Linked DNA regions of Homo sapiens: region 1 is linked to region 2. The links are chromatin loops, found by intact Hi-C in ENCODE. Cell type or tissue: psoas muscle. All regions are shown on one strand. Links, peaks and the distances in the headings refer to the core of each region. The heading gives the core; the rest is flanking DNA. Region 1 overlaps TSPEAR (thrombospondin type laminin G domain and EAR repeats). Region 2 overlaps UBE2G2 (ubiquitin conjugating enzyme E2 G2).

What was found. Peaks named below come from ENCODE experiments on the same cell type or tissue, not always from the same donor. Only the 100,000 strongest peaks of a DNase experiment are listed, where the experiment ranks them.
Region 1: a loop joins it to region 2, with 4 times the contacts of the local background. A loop is called at or near these places in 7 of 110 quality-filtered maps.

The regions. Positions count from the first base shown.
Region 1 is chr21:44,620,958-44,623,760 of GRCh38, reverse strand. All of the region lies in intron 1 of TSPEAR (thrombospondin type laminin G domain and EAR repeats), which reads left to right. Among named protein-coding and RNA genes, the nearest start is that of KRTAP10-9, 4.7 kb to the left of the region's middle. In psoas muscle, for the core only: no CTCF peak of the experiment used is centred there; no DNase peak of the experiment used is centred there.
Region 2 is chr21:44,791,802-44,794,604 of GRCh38, reverse strand. The region is part of intron 1 of UBE2G2 (ubiquitin conjugating enzyme E2 G2); the gene reads left to right. Among named protein-coding and RNA genes, the nearest start is that of UBE2G2, 8.6 kb to the left of the region's middle. RefSeq lists an enhancer at 1,308-1,397. In psoas muscle, for the core only: a CTCF peak has its summit at 1,097 (motif pointing right); a DNase peak (open chromatin) is centred at 1,164; H3K27ac peaks cover 793 bases.

The DNA.
Region 1 (2,803 bases), core at 35-2,534, 170 kb after region 2:
AATGATGGCAGCCAGAGGATGATGGAATGATATATTTACTGTCTGAAAGAAAAGAAGCACCAAGCTAGAATTCTACACCTGGGAAGAAGATCCTCAAAAATGAGGACAGGAAAATGATGTTCTCTGGATGCTGAGAGGTTGTGTCACCAGTAGGATCTGCACTACAGAAAATAAAAAGATAATTAGGCAGAATGAAAATGATCACAGATGGAAGCAAGAAGTCGAAAAGGAAATGAAGTGTAACAAAAGGAGGACAACATGGGGAAATCTAAATGAATATTTACTGTATAAGATGTCTTAGAAGTTGTAAAATATTTATAGAAATGAAATACATGGCAAGAAGATCACAAAATTCAGGAGGGGGCTACATGAAGTTAAAGCAGTCTTAGTACACTATACTATCTGGGAAATAATATAAGATCTAATTTACATTAGACTTTAAAAAGTCATAGATTCATGTTGTAATCTCCACTAGAGTAATGAAAGAATATACAACTCAGGAGGAAGTAGATGAGTGTAGTGGGTTGAATCTTGCCTCCCCAAAAGTCATATCCACCCAGAACCTCACTGTGTTAAGCTGGTCTCGCATTGCTATAAAGAAATATTTGAGACTGGGTAATTTATAAGACGAAAGTTTAGTTGGCTCATGGTTCTGCAGGTTGTACAGGAAACATGGCGCTGGCATCTGCTCAGCTTCTGGGGAGGCCTCAGGGGGCTTTGCTCATGGTGGAAGGTGAAGGGGGAGTGGGCATGTCACATGGCAAAAGAGTAGCAAGAGAAAGAGAGTGGGGGATGGGAGGTGCTACACGCTTAACCAGATCTTGCCAGAACTCCCTCACTATCACAAGGACAGCACTACTAAGTCATGAGAGATCCGCTCCCATGAGTCAAATAGCTCCCCCAAGGCCCCACCTCCAACAGTGGAGATCACATTTCAACATGAGATTTGGCAGGGCCATACAACCAAACCATGTCACTCACAATGTGACCTTACATAGAAATAGGGTCTTTGTAGATGAAATTAGTTAAAATGAGGTCATACCGGGTTATAGTGAACCTTAAATCCAATGACTAATGTCTTTATCAGAGAAAGGAGAAGGAAGTTCAAACACACACACAAAGGGAAGACGGCGTATGACAGCCAAGGCAAAGATTGTCATGAGGCAGCTATAAGCCAAGGGACGCCAAGGTTTGCTGGGAGCACCAGAAACTAGAAGCAGCAAGGACAGAGTCTCCCTTGGAGCTAAGAGAAAGCATGGCCCTGTGGATATCTTCATTTCAGGTGCCTGGCCCTAAGAACTGCGAGATAATAAATTTCCACTCTTATAAGTCACTTTTTTGGTGACATTTGATGTGGCAGCCCAAGGAACTAATACAGTGAGGGGAAGATGGGGGCATAAAAAATCTCAAAACACTAGATCCAAAAGCAGTAAAGCAAGGAGATAAAAGGGAGTAGATTCCTTGCGTAAGCAAAAACCAAAATGAGATGGGAGGTTTAAGCTCAAACGTATCAGCAAAGCCCCACATTCTTGCCAGTCCTGCACAGCAGATGTGTTGTTACTTTAGTCAACACAGCTATACAGAGAGAGTCCTTTGGGGTTTAAGTTTGTATTGCCCTGATGACTCATGATGTGGAGCATGTTTTCATGTATTTATTTGCCATCTGTACCTGCTCTTTAGGGAAGGGTCTATTTAAGTCTTATGTTATATGGCAAAATACTAAGCACCATGGGGTTCCATGCATATAACATTTTGGAAAAGGTAATTGTAAAGGGACCAAAAAAAATGTCAGTGGCTGCCAGGGACTAGGATGGGGATGTGGAATGACTACAAATGGCCATGAGGGAAATGTATGGGATGATGAGAGGAGTCTATGTATTGATTGCGTTGGTGGAGACACAACTGTCTATATTTGTCAAGACACCGAATCCACACAAAAGGAACAAAAATACAAATATCCCATATTGATTAAATAACTTGAATCTAACATCAAAAGCTTTCCTACAGAGCCAACTACAGACCCAAATACTTTCCCTGCTGAATATTCTCAAACAACTGGGAGAGAAATAATACCAGTCTTAAATTTATCAGCTTGTTTTATTAGGCTGCCATAATTTTCCAGACCTTAGGAAGTGGGGCCTGAAGTATTGGCTTCTAGTGAGAGCAACTGAGGAATGATATGTGCTGCCCAGGGGGCCACGTGGATGTTACCTGGGGACATGATGGCCCTACTGGGGAGGGGCCAGCCATAGGCCAGGAAAGGAGCCTGATGAGGAAGCCACTGTCATACAGAAGCTGGAGCAGACTGATCGGCGGGGGCTGGGCCCACAGGACATTATGTAGTGATTAATGTCCATCCATCAATAAGATATATCAATTATAAATATATACATGTTTATCATCAGATCACCAATGTATATGAAACAAAAATGGACAGATTTGAAGAAAGAAATAGACAGTTCCAGTTCTACAGTAAGAGTTTGAGACTTCAATAAGCCATTCTCTCTAATTTAAAAAAGTATAAAATAACAGAACTAAATTTTTATTCAATAAGGAAATAGAGGACTTGAAAAATGACATAAATCTACTGGGTCTAACAGATATGTGCAAAAACACACAACCCAACTACAGCAGAAAACTCACTCTCCTCAAGTTCACATGGGACATTCTTCAGATTAGATTTTACCTTAGGCCACAAAACTAGCCTCAATAATCTAAATTGATTTGAATCATACAGAGTATCTTCTCTGATTACAATGGAAGGAAACTAGAAATCAGTAACAAAAGAAAAGCTGGAATTCAC
Region 2 (2,803 bases), core at 9-2,508:
CGAGATCACGCCACTGCACTCCAGCCTGGGTGACAGAGCGAGACTCCGTCTCAAAAAAAAAAAAAAACAAAAAAAGAAGGGTTTTTATTATTTCGATGAAATTCAATTATTGACTTTTAAAATATTTCTTGCTATTGTGTTATATTTAAGAAATAACTGCCAAACATCAGGTGGCAGTAGGATTTTCTCCTATGATTTCTTCTAGATGTTTTATAGTTTCAGCTCTTGTATTTAGGTTTGGGATCCATATCAAAGTTTTCCATATGGTATGAGATAAAGGCCAAGGTTTATTTGTAAATTATTTGTAAATGGCAGTGCAGTTGTTTCAGCACTGTGTTTGCTAGGGCTGCTCTACCACACAGGCTGGGCACGGCTTAAACAACAGAAATGTATTTCCTCATAGTCCTGGAGGCTGGAAGTCCAAGATCAAGGATAGGGCAGGGCTGGTTTCTTCTGAGGCTCTGTCCTCTATGCCTGTGTCCTCATCTCTTCTTAAAAGGATATTAGTCAGATTGGATTAAGGTCCACCCTAATGACCACATTAATTTTAATTACCTCTTAAAGGCCCTAGTCACACACTTTTCTCCACCTTCTTTTTTTTCATGTAATATGTCCTGAAGTTTGTTCTGTACTAGCATGTAGAGGTATTTATAGCTGCAAAGTACCCCACTGGTATATGTATCATAATTTGACTGGTCCTCTGTTGATAGACACTCAAGTTCTTTTTAATTTCTTTTTGTTTTTACAAATAGTCCTGAAATGAATAGCCTGTGTATACATTTTTTATCTTCACCAATGTTATCTGTGGGATGGATTCCTAGAAATGGAATTGCTGGGTCAAAGGTTATATTTCACTTTGTGTGGTAGCTATTTGTTAAGCCACTATTTTAAGTGGCAAGGAATGGCCTCTGAAAATTTCCCTGATACCAAGATTCGTCTCTTTTTTTGAACTTGTTTCTTATCAGTAAACATGAAACTGTATATTATTTTGTGTACGCGTGTATATGCTTTGGAAGCAAAAAACAAAATGGAAAAAATAAGTGCCCTGAACCATTCCCTCCAGCCTCTGAACTCATTTGCTGCACTTCTTTATTGACCAGTAGAGGCCACTGTTGAATAACAAAGCTGGCGGGAAGGCCAGCGCACACCCGGGCAGGTCTCTGTGCTGAGCCTGCATTGCCAGGAGCAGGTCTGGAGCTGCAGTTTTTAGACCACCCTTTCCCCTCCCTAAGGGAGGGTGTCACGCAGGGGAGTGCCAAAGGGGAACTCCAGATGAAGAATAAAGCCAGCTCTCTTTGGTACGAGCTCTTCTTCATGGTCCCACGAAGGTGATTTGTAAAGCTTTTGTGTGTTCTGCTGCCAGGCCTCTACTTAGTTGCCCACTGACATTGTGTTTCTCCCGCACCCCACCTGCTTAGCAGTTTACAGTCTATCTGCCGTAATCTGTTATTTTTTTCTTATAATTAGGCGGTTTGGCTTGAGACACAAGAATGGGACTAGATTTTAGATGACTGGGTGTAGGAAGCCTAGCAAATTAGGTTCTGTGGTTATTTCTCCTGATCTACTCCACATGAAGAGACACAAAGGGAGAACATCAGGGTGTGGCTTGTGAAATCCAAGGTCTTAGTCGGCTTGGTACTTGACCTCATTCACATTCAGTTCCCACCCACCCCTGAAATGTTTAATGCACTTGGCCCTTGGGGCCAGCACTTGCCTTTGGCCTGCCTTGCTGGCCCCTCCTTGCCACTCTGCCTTCTCTCACTGCTGGGTGTCAGCACACCCTTGTGACAGCACTTAGGTCTCTTCAGGACCTCTGTTTCCTGGATCAGGGCTTCTCAGCAGGTGTTAGTGGTATTTTGAGTGAAATAATTTTTCCTTGGGTAGGCCTTGTTCTACCCAAGGTTGTGGGTTCATTAAACGGTTAATCGGTACATTAGTCCGTTCTTATACTGCCATAAAGATACTACCTGAGACTGGGTAATTATAAAGGAAAGAGGTTTAGTTGACTCACAGTTCTGCATAACTGACGAGGCCTCAGGAAACTTATAGTCATGGCAGAAAGGGAAACAGACCTCTTCTCAAGGCGGTAGGAGAGAGAAGAGCAAGCCAAGGAAGAACTTGCCACACACTTATAGAACCATCATGTCTCCTGAGAACTCGCTATCACGAGAACAGCATGAGGGAAACTGCCCCCATGATCCAGTCACCTCCTACCAGGTTCCTCGCTCAACACTTTGGGGATTACAAGTCAAGGTGAGATTCGGGTAGGGACACAAAGCCAAACCATGTCATTTCTCCCCCTACCCCTCCCAAATCTCATGTTCCTTTCAAAACCATTCCATTTCAAAACAAATCATGCCTTCCCAGCAAGGCCCCCAAAGTCTTAACTCATTTCGTCATTAACTCAAAAGTCCAAGTCCAAAGTCTCATCTCTGACAAGGTAAGTCCCCTCTGCCTAGCAGCCTGTAAAATCAAAAGCAAGTTAGTTACTTTCAAGATACAATGGAAATACAGGCATTGGATAAATACTCCCATTACCAATGGAAGAAATTGGCCAAAACAAAGGGCTACAGGCCCCCATGCAAGTCCGAAATCCGGCTGGGCAGTCATTAAATCTTAAAGCTCAAAATGGTCTCCTTTGTGACCCCGTGTCTCACATCCAGGGCACACTGATACAGGGAGTGGCTTTCATGGTCTTGGGCAGCTCTGCCCCTGTGGCTTTGTAGGGTACAGCCCTCCCACACCCACCCCCTTCAGCTACTTTCATGGTGGGCATTGAGTGTCTTTGGCTTTTCTAGGTGCA